Linked DNA regions of Homo sapiens: regions 2 and 3 are each linked to region 1. A link is a contact called in ENCODE Hi-C or POLR2A ChIA-PET data. All regions are on one chromosome and are shown on one strand. The core of a region is the stretch at or near the end of the contact, and the rest is flanking DNA. Distances in the headings are between cores, read along the strand shown. Region 1 has its middle 180 kb from the start of SIPA1L1. Region 2 holds the start of RGS6 (regulator of G protein signaling 6). Region 3 overlaps SIPA1L1 (signal induced proliferation associated 1 like 1).

Region 1 (2,973 bases), core at 317-2,816:
CTTTTGGCAGATGAGAAAACTGAGGCGTAAGAGGTGAAGTAACTTGCTGTAAGTTCCCCAGCTAGTGAGTAGCGCACCTAGATTCCAGCCAAGCAGTTGGCTTCAGAGGCTGCTGCTGAGACCTCCTCACTGCACACAGCCAGGCACCCACCCAGGCACCCACCCCCTTCCGATGCCATCTGATAAGCAGGGACCTATTACTGCTCTGCTGGGAGCTGAGTCAGAGATGGGGCATACTGGGGGCTGGGGAATGATTACTTCTTTGTTTCCCCCTCTTATTTTATCCCTGGAAAGCCTGGATCAAACCAGGAGGTAGAGAGATTTCTTCAGTGGTGGGCCCTCCACAGGAAAGTCCCCACCATCCCTGTCCTCCCACCATCAGTAACCACACCATTCCTACCCAACTGCCTGATTGGGGATGAGGTCTGGGGCTCATGTACCTCTGCATCCCAAACAAATAGCTACTGTGCATTCCTGTAAGTCCTCTGGTTGAGAATCTGTAAACAGACTCATTGGTAAAGTCTTTCTTGGAAGCTGACCACATGACATGGGAATGTTCGTAGAAGATGCACGTAGTCACCATGAGGAGGGGAAAGAACCCAGTCATCCTATTGTTTTAGACAGGGCTTAACAAAAATGTCTATATAACAAAGCCTGCAAAAATTTAGAAGTGAAACATTTGTGGTTTGAGTTTTTGCGTCAAGGTCCACCACACTTCCTGACAAGTCAGCTCCTTGTCTGGGTAGCCCTTGGATATCAGATCTTCAGGAGAAGCTACTGCCTCTTCAGGTCTGCAGGTTTCCAAATATCAAATTTCTAAAGCATACAATGCCCACAGTTTCACCACTTCCTTTGGTGTCAATGCATTTCATTTTGAGCAATGGCAAGAAAGGCCCCTATGAAATCTTGCTACCACCACCAACAGGAAACATAGCAATCTGTAGCTATAGTCCCCTCATCTGGAGACTGGCCTTGGTAGGCTCACTTCATGCCTTCCTTGCTGGGTTTTGGAAGATGTTGCAATTAACACAAGGAAAGAAGGCAAGCTCTTACCCCTCCTTCCCCTTCACTCAGTAGCAGCATGGTGGTTGCAGAAATAAAGCACTCAGTTGTTCTTTCTGCTTGCAATTGTTCAGATGCAAGGGGAAAAAGTAAAAACTGAAGCTTGCTATGACCTCTGTCTTAAACCATTTTGTGCAGCTATAAAAATTGCTGGGTAATTAATAAAGAACAGAAATTTATTTCTCACAGTTCTGGAGGCTGGGAAGTCCAAGATCAAGGTGCCAGCAGGCTTGGTGTCTGGAGAGGGCCACCCCCAGGATGGTACCTTACACATTACATCTTCCGGAGCAGGGGCAATCACTGTTCCTTACAGGACAGAAATGCAGAACAGAGGGAACCCACATCCACAAGCCCTTTTTAGACTGGCTTTAATCCACTCATGCTCCACCCTCATGACCTGAACACCTCCCAGTAAACCCCACCACCCAATGCTGTTGCATTGGGGATTAAGTTTCCAACACGTGAGTTTTGGAGGGAACAAAAACATTCTGACCATAGCAGCCTCTCCCCAACTTTTACAAGAAGGCTGGCATCTGACGCATTTCATAGCCTGAGTATAAGATGAGGTAACGGAGGGCCCACATCACCTACATCCTGTAAAGCCTGAGGCTCACCAAACCACACAGGGGAGTATGAACACAGAGGACACCTCCCACTGTTGTTCTCTTGTCTCCTGACTCAAACAGCCCCTTCCTTTCAGCCCAAGACATTGAGCCATCCGGGGCTTGCTGTGGTATGATACAAAATAAATATTTGGTCTTTGTCCCTGGTTCCTGACACAGCGCCTCAAAATCCTTGGAACTGATAGTCCTGTATGCTAATGAGATGAGTCATGGAGAGGCCCTAGATAGCTTCAGGATGGGGGCTGGTCACTAGAAAAATCAACCATGTGATTAGAGGATTAGAACTTTCAGCCCCACCTCCTCACTTCTGACCTTCAAGGAGAGGAAAGGGATTGGAGATAAAGTCCAATCACTAAATGACCAATGATTTCATCAATCATGCCTGCATAATTCAGACCTTGAGCAAGAAAGAGGTCAAAGCCTGAGTTACTACCTTTAGTGAGCTTAATTTCCACGTAGGAAAGTAAGAGAAGCACAGCAGCAAAGCTGTGTTTAAAATCCCCGCCCCCGCCCTCCCACTCCCTGCAAAAACACTCCTAAATGAAGTCAGATAAAAATCTCCCAAAAAAATCCTAAGTGAAATCAGATGCAGTGGCTGAAACGTAATTCCAGCTACTGGGGAGACTGAGGTGGGAGGATTGCTTAAGCCCAGGAATTTGAGGCCAGCCTGGGAAACATAGAGAGACCCTATATCTTTAAAAAATTTTGTTTTAATAAAAACAAGAATAAAACCTAAATGACAGGGATTCAGAGAACTTCTGGGTTGAGAAAAACATTGCTTTAAGAGGCCAAGGTGAGAGAATCACCTGAGGCCAGGAGTTCAGGACCAGCCTCTAAGAGACGGGGGGGTCTCACTCTATTGCCCAGGCTGGAGTGCAGTGGCACAATCTCAGCTCACTGCAGCCTTGACCTCCTGGGCTCAGGTGATCCTCCTACCTCAGCCTCCTGAGTAGCTGAGACCACAGGCATGTGCCACCATGCCCAGCTAACTTTTTTTATTTTTAGTGGAGATAAGCTTTCACTGTGTTGCCCAGACTGATCTCAAACTCCTGGTCTTAAGCAATCCTCCCACCTAAGCCTCCCAAAGTGCTGGGATTACAGGCGTGACCCACTGTGCCCAGCCCCTCAAACAAATTTTTTTTGTTTAGCCACATAGTGGCATGTGCCTGTAGTCTCAGCTACTTGGAAGGCTGAGGCCGGAGCATTGCTTGAGCCCAGGACGTCGAGGCTACAGTGAGCTACAATTTCATCACTGCACTCCAGCCTGGGTGACGGTGTGAGACCCTGT
Region 2 (2,973 bases), core at 291-2,790, 790 kb after region 1:
ATCGCTTGAACCTGGGAGGCGGAGGTTGCAGTGAGCGAAGATTGCACCACCACACTCCAGCCTGGGCAACAAGAAGGAAACTACGTCTCAAAAAAAAAAAAAAAAAAAAAAAAAAAAAAAAAAAAAAAAGCAGAGCTCCTCAAAGCGGAAGTTTCCCTAGTTGCTACCTTTCGCTCCATGTACAGCCTATTCTTTAACTGTGACAAACGGCCACAGCCAGCTCCACAACCGGCTTGAGCCAAGTATTGAGCCTGAGGAAAGAAAGATTTTATATTTCAGCTTTAATAAACAACTGGGACATCTGTTACAATTCTATTTTCCTCACTAGGCTGGGTATGGTTTCTCTTGGTTGCAGGTTTCCCCCCACCCCCCGCCTTTCTGTGTACTAAGCCTACCATAACACACATGTCTGCTTGTGTGTTATCCCATTCGACGTGAAGGCTTCAGGGCAGAGACTGCTTCCTTTATTATCCATTTCTAATGTTAGAAGAGGGTCTAACACAGAGCAGGTGCTATTTGTCTATTGAAGGAAAGAATGAATACATCCATTAATCAATGTAGAATGGCGGGAAAAGACACAATTTGGGAAGGAGACTTTACTCTTTAACTTCTGGACCCATGTGAATGAGGAGTCCAGGTCATCCATCGTTAAAGGCATTTAGGTATTTTATTTCAAGTATTTTTCCCCTTTTCTGGTGACATACTACAATTCAGGACTAAATCTCAAATTTATTCTTGATATTGATAGCATTGATATTGCACACAAATCCCACGGTTACCGTCCAGCACTAGTGATCTTGTCCTATTTCCACCTGCAGCTTTTTGAATCTAAGTACACATCGCATTTCAAAACTCCCACGTTAAAGAAAGGCATCAGTTCAAGTTACTTTCTCATTTTCTGTCTTCGACTTTTTTCTGCTTCCCCCAAGAATATCTGAGAGTTACTTTTCTCGAAAGTTCTTTTGTAGTGTTCCAGATAGGAATCATCCTGTAATATTCCAAATGCAGCGTGTGGTGTGCATGTTGAATACATAAAAATGACGAGGTTAGGAACAATATCGCTGACGGTCGCGGTGTCCCGTTTTAATTTAGAGGGCGCCAGCAACACGTCAGTGAGGGAGATTCAGAAGCCGCCGGGCACCTCACCCCGGGCCGGGAATCCCTAAGAGAACCTTGACGCCGCTGAAGTTTCCGGACCGGGCCAGTTTGGAATTGACGAAAGCAGCCTCCGCCCGGTCGAGCCAGTCTCTCGGTTTTCTCGGCGGCTTCTTGAGGATGAGGCATTTCTAGGTTTTCTCCTCCTCGAGCAAATCACGGTCTGCGCCTTCCGCGGCTCTGGGAACAGGTGAGCCGTGCGGCGGCGCCCGCGGGACGCGCTCAGGTGCCGGTCCCCGCCCGCCGGCCCCTCCCTGCAGCACGCGGTCCGGGCCCAGGTGCCGGGGCCCAGGTGCCGGCGCCCAGGTGCGCGGGGCACGGGGCTGCAGCTCCGCTCGGCATCCGACAGCGGGCGCCGCTGCAGCAGCTCGCGGGCCGCGGAGCTGAACGGCTTCGCGAGTTGGGGCAGCTCCTCGCGCTCGGCCCTGCTCGGCGGCGAGAGCTCCGCCTGGGCGCCGCGTTCCTACAGCCGCCGGAGCCGCCAGGCGCCGAGGGAACGGACAGACCTCCGCGCACCCTTGCCGACCGGGGCGGGCAGAGGCGGGCAAGCGGCGAACGCCTGGGAGCGCGGAGAGCCAGGCCAGCCCGGAGCGCGCCGGGGACACCCTGTGCGCCCCGAGTCCCGGCACCATGCGACCCGCCGCGCGTCCTCGCGGGCCCGGGGCTTCGCTCTTCGCTCGCTGAGCCCCTGCGCTCGCCACCACGGAAACTCGGAAAGAGGAGGCGAGGCTGTGGGGAGCGGCGCGGAGACGGACTAGACTTCCCCTCCGCCCCCAAGAGGCTGCCGGTCCCCGGTTCCCTGGGCTTCTCCAGCTTTATCATGAACCTGGCGCAAGGTTGGCTTTAGGAAAAATTCTGGAGCCAGAGGGAGAGTCAAGGCAATTCTTTGGTTGCTAAGGTAATTGTAGTTGTGATAAAAAATGGGCAAGAAACAAATGGGGGAAAAACATGGTTTAAAACAGTATCCTCCCTCCCCACCCCATTAATATGTGTTGATTTCATCTCCTGGGTGTGGGTGCTTGTCCATTTCAGATGCGTGACAGGTGCCCGTGTGTGTGTGTCTGCAGTTTGGGACTGTGGAAGCACGAGCTTACATAAGTGGTTAGGCAAGCTGGCGTGTGGACTTGTGTGGGATGGGTGCAGGTCTGCATATAAATCATGTTCCTGGGTTTCTGGGTGTGAAGCGCACACCGACGGGGACGAGAGCGCAGAGGATGGCGCTTTTAGATACTTCCAGTCTTCCGATGTTGTGATCGCAGGTAGGGCAGCTTTGCCTCTAATCAGGCGTTCATTAACTTTTTCCCTGAACAAGCTCGCCCATTTGTGGTTTGGAAGAAAAGAAAGCGAGTCTCCGCGGTGAGGTGTGGAGGGCAGGGGCGGGTGGGGAGGTTTGTTGTTTGGGAACTGCGCTAGCAAAGGAAGCGGTGGCTATTCGCTTGGAGAGGATGACAAATGAACTGGTTGCGTGAGGAGTGAAGAGACCGTGTTTACAGTCACCAGCAGGCTGCGTAAAGAAGTGGCCCAGTGAGACAGGGAAAGTGACCCAGAAAATTTAGTTTTGTTCAGAATGAAAGCTGCTGTATTTCATTTTTGTTTCTTAATTTGACGGAGTAGGAACGTTATTTTCCTTCTCTGTCATTGAGACCAGTAGCATTTCTATGTTACAAACTGAAGATATTTGGGGTCTCGTCGGCTTGGGATTATCAATGCTTGGGAGGTGAGTTCTGATCAATACCTTTAACAACCCCAAAGAAAAACGCAAAAATAATCAAGTTTAGGTAAAACTTCCACTGGACTTTCTTTCCAGGGAGGGTGAGA
Region 3 (2,973 bases), core at 349-2,848, 570 kb after region 1:
ACACATTCCCCTGTATCCTTGGAGATCACACCTCTAGATAAAATAAATACTATTTGTCGTTTCCTCTTGATTGGAGCCTAAAATCCCCAATGTGACAAGATCCACATAGGGAAGAAGCATTCCATCACTGTCTTTTTAGGCCTGTTGATCTCTGTGTGGTTTCTCCTTTTATCTTCGATTGTTGTCAGTCATTGATCAATGTGTGAGACCATCTAACCTTGCTGTCTTCTGGGTCTGCTATGATTATGACCGCAAGAAAAATAGTAGAGGCTGGGCGTGGTGGCTCACGCCTGTAATCCCAGCACTTTGGGAGGCCGAGGTGGGCAGATCACTTGAGGTCAGGAGTTTGAGACCAGCTTGGCCAACATGGTGAAACCCCGTCTCTACTAAAAGTACAGAAATTAGCTGGGCATGGTGGCAGGCACCTGTAATCCCAGCTACTTGGGAGGCTGAGGCAGGAGAATCGCTTGAACCCAGGAGGCAGAGGTTGCGGTGAGCCAAGATCACACAACTGCACTCCAGCCTGGGCAACAGAGTGAGATTCTGTCTCAAAAAAAAAAAAAAAAAAGAAAGAAAGAAAGAAAAAGAAAAGTAATAGAGAGGCTTAATTTAGTTTTTATTTTTCAAATGGAAATCTAGGCACATAATCTGTCAGTAAACCCCAGATAACCTTAAGGAGAGAGGACATCCTCTACTTAATTTGGATTGCTTTCACTTGACCAGCTAAGTATTTTGTTTTCTCATGGAGTCTCTATCGCTACTTATCATTGAGCTTCCCTTCATTTAAAATGTCAGGCCCCATGGAATGAAGCCTTTCACTAGTTTTGTTTCTGTTTACCACTACCACATTGCAGATCTCAAAATGATGGTGATAGGTCTGGAAACTCCATGGCTTCCAAGCAAAAGGAAATTGGGAAAGTAGTCTCAGTATTCTTGAGTACTATGTATTCCGTTCCACAATTCAGAAAGTAGATTGTTTGATTCAAATGGTATAAGAGATGTGTTTGCCAAAGTAGAACAGGAAGTGGGCATCAGATGCCATAACCATATAGACAGAATCACACAAGACAGAATGATGACACTCGCTGGCTGTTCTTGGCACATCCCCATCTCAGTAGACTGTGCATTGACTTAGAACATTTTGCATATCTGAATAGTTTCTCTCTGGTTTTTAAGTTTAGTTTGACTCCTATTTCTTTGGTTTTCAATTTGTCATTTTGAAAGGAGGATGCCTTTTTTTAAGAATGTCTTCCATCTGAAAATATTTCTCTGGTCCAATGTGATGGCAGAAGAAAGTTGGTTATAGAGATCTTGTCTCAAATGGCATCACCATGGAGTGAGATTGGAAAGAGCTGGGCCCCTGAAACCAAAGCACAGAATGTGCGGCTGTGCCATTATCTAACAAATCCCAGGGGATCAACAAAGCTCCCTGAAAAAAGCATCTGGGTTTGCATTATCTGAATGTGCTGACTGGAGCTGCCTGAAGGCCTCAAAGGATTATCTAAATTTTCTGCTTCTAACTGGAAGAATGCAGAATCATTGAAATCATCCTTTAGAAATAACTCTCCTATTGAAAGTCAAACTTACTAGAGAAGAGAAGAATGTGGCCATTCAGGGAGGGTGGCAGAGCTTCTCACCCACTCATTTGAGTCACATTCATTTCTAGACTCTGGTAAGTAGGGATGTTTTGAGACTTTGGTATGTTGATCTTGGCAGAGTGAGTTGGATAATCAGAGCTTTAGCAGCCTGCCTTTTCTGGAGGAAAGGGGACTTAGCCACCAAATGCACATTGCTATAGAAAAACTAAAATCACAGCAAATTAGAGTGTTTGTGTCCTCAGAAGACAGGAACAGCAATTAATGTAGAGATATCTTGACAGTGCTTAAAAGAGCTTGTACCTGGGACTCAGTGACAAAGTCTAAATTACAGTGATTAAGTTTCACTGCATCTTTCTGGCTGGGCTCCATTCCTACCTTCTCTGTCCTCTAGTCTCCCTCTTGATGATCATGCAGATCTTTTGTAGCTCCTCATGAGAGCTACATTAATACAGGTTGGTAATTACATAGAGTTGCTATATTTGAATGTCATTAAAAGAAGCCACACATACTGGTAACTTTCTATAACTAAAAACGTCTATTAATTGCTCTAAATTATTGCTCCCTAGAATATATGTGTATCTTTATGAAGCTTGGAAATTTAGGGAGAAAATTTATTTTATTTTATTTTTTGGTAATGGCTGTTTCACTTTCAGATCTTAAAATGAACCACTGAAAAAAAAAAGATTAGTGGTAAGCCTAGGAGAGGTGAAGATAGTAGTAATTTAAGGACATTCTTAAATTTAAGCAGCATTCATTTTCTTCTTAGCGTTCTGGCCTTGGCAGTAGGCAGTGCCAGTTTGTGTGGCAATCAAGGACCTCCTCAGTTAGTCCAAAATCCTCTAGACCTGCTGACCAATGCTGTTTCTGGTGTTGGAGCTTAATTTGAGAACACACATGAGAAAGCTAAAAACCCTACCTCATGCTTGCACATAGATATCTCTTCTGTAACTGACTGACCTGACTTGTTTTGGTGTCCACGGTTGTTAGCCAGCTATTCTCCAGGTCTCCTTCCTCTTGCTTCCCTAAGGCCCCCTCAGACACCTGTAGCCAATTACTACCCACTTATGCGATCACATATACCTTTTTACTGCCATCTAGTCAGTACAAGAGGATTTTTCACCCAATATGTTCATCCTAAGTATATTTGCATAGGCCGTGCCAACATGAGCATAATAGATTGATACTCAATACATGCCAATGAGCAAATAGGAATAACTAGCTGGGCACGGTGACATGGGCCTATAGTCCCAGCTGCTCAGGAGGCTGAGGCAGGAGGATCATTTGTACCCAGGAGTTAGAGGTCAATCTGGGCAACATAGTGAGACACTGTCTCAAAAAAATGAAAGAATGACTTTTCTTTATGTTTTTTGCCTGA

What was found. A loop is a pair of places that touch in the nucleus more often than their neighbours do. ChIA-PET counts read pairs that join two places held with the same protein, here RNA polymerase II (POLR2A). Pooled maps may share reads with other maps.
Region 2: a pooled map shows a loop between it and region 1 (2.3-fold over the local background). The contact joins the promoter of RGS6 here to the enhancer-like site in region 1. A Hi-C loop is called at or near these places in 1 of 168 maps with a recorded cell type or tissue (left colon) and 4 of 50 pooled maps.
Region 3: a pooled map shows a loop between it and region 1 (4-fold over the local background). The contact joins two enhancer-like sites. A Hi-C loop is called at or near these places in 2 of 168 maps with a recorded cell type or tissue (endothelial cell of umbilical vein and mammary epithelial cell) and 9 of 50 pooled maps. POLR2A ChIA-PET finds 5 or more read pairs at or near these places in 3 of 52 experiments (H1, activated CD4-positive, alpha-beta T cell and activated CD4-positive, alpha-beta memory T cell).

What each region holds. Positions count from the first base shown.
Region 1 is chr14:71,141,870-71,144,842 of GRCh38, forward strand. No RefSeq gene overlaps it. Among named protein-coding and RNA genes, the nearest start is that of SIPA1L1, 180 kb to the right of the region's middle. Within about 2 kb of position 1,567, at least 10 of the 41 ENCODE cell types and tissues checked have a DNase peak (open chromatin) inside an H3K27ac peak, as active enhancers do.
Region 2 is chr14:71,930,889-71,933,861 of GRCh38, forward strand. It overlaps RGS6 (regulator of G protein signaling 6), which reads left to right and starts at 1,541. Exons shown (of 18, transcript NM_001204424.2): 1 at 1,541-2,053. It overlaps LOC124903404 (translation initiation factor IF-2-like), which reads left to right and starts at 1,038. Exons shown (of 2, transcript XM_047432046.1): 1 at 1,038-1,137; 2 at 1,281-2,002. The coding sequence starts at 1,038. The coding sequence ends at 2,002. RefSeq lists silencers at 1,330-1,609, 1,630-1,789.
Region 3 is chr14:71,710,258-71,713,230 of GRCh38, forward strand. The region is part of intron 17 of SIPA1L1 (signal induced proliferation associated 1 like 1); the gene reads left to right. Among named protein-coding and RNA genes, the nearest start is that of RGS6, 220 kb to the right of the region's middle. Within about 2 kb of position 1,599, at least 2 of the 41 ENCODE cell types and tissues checked have a DNase peak (open chromatin) inside an H3K27ac peak, as active enhancers do.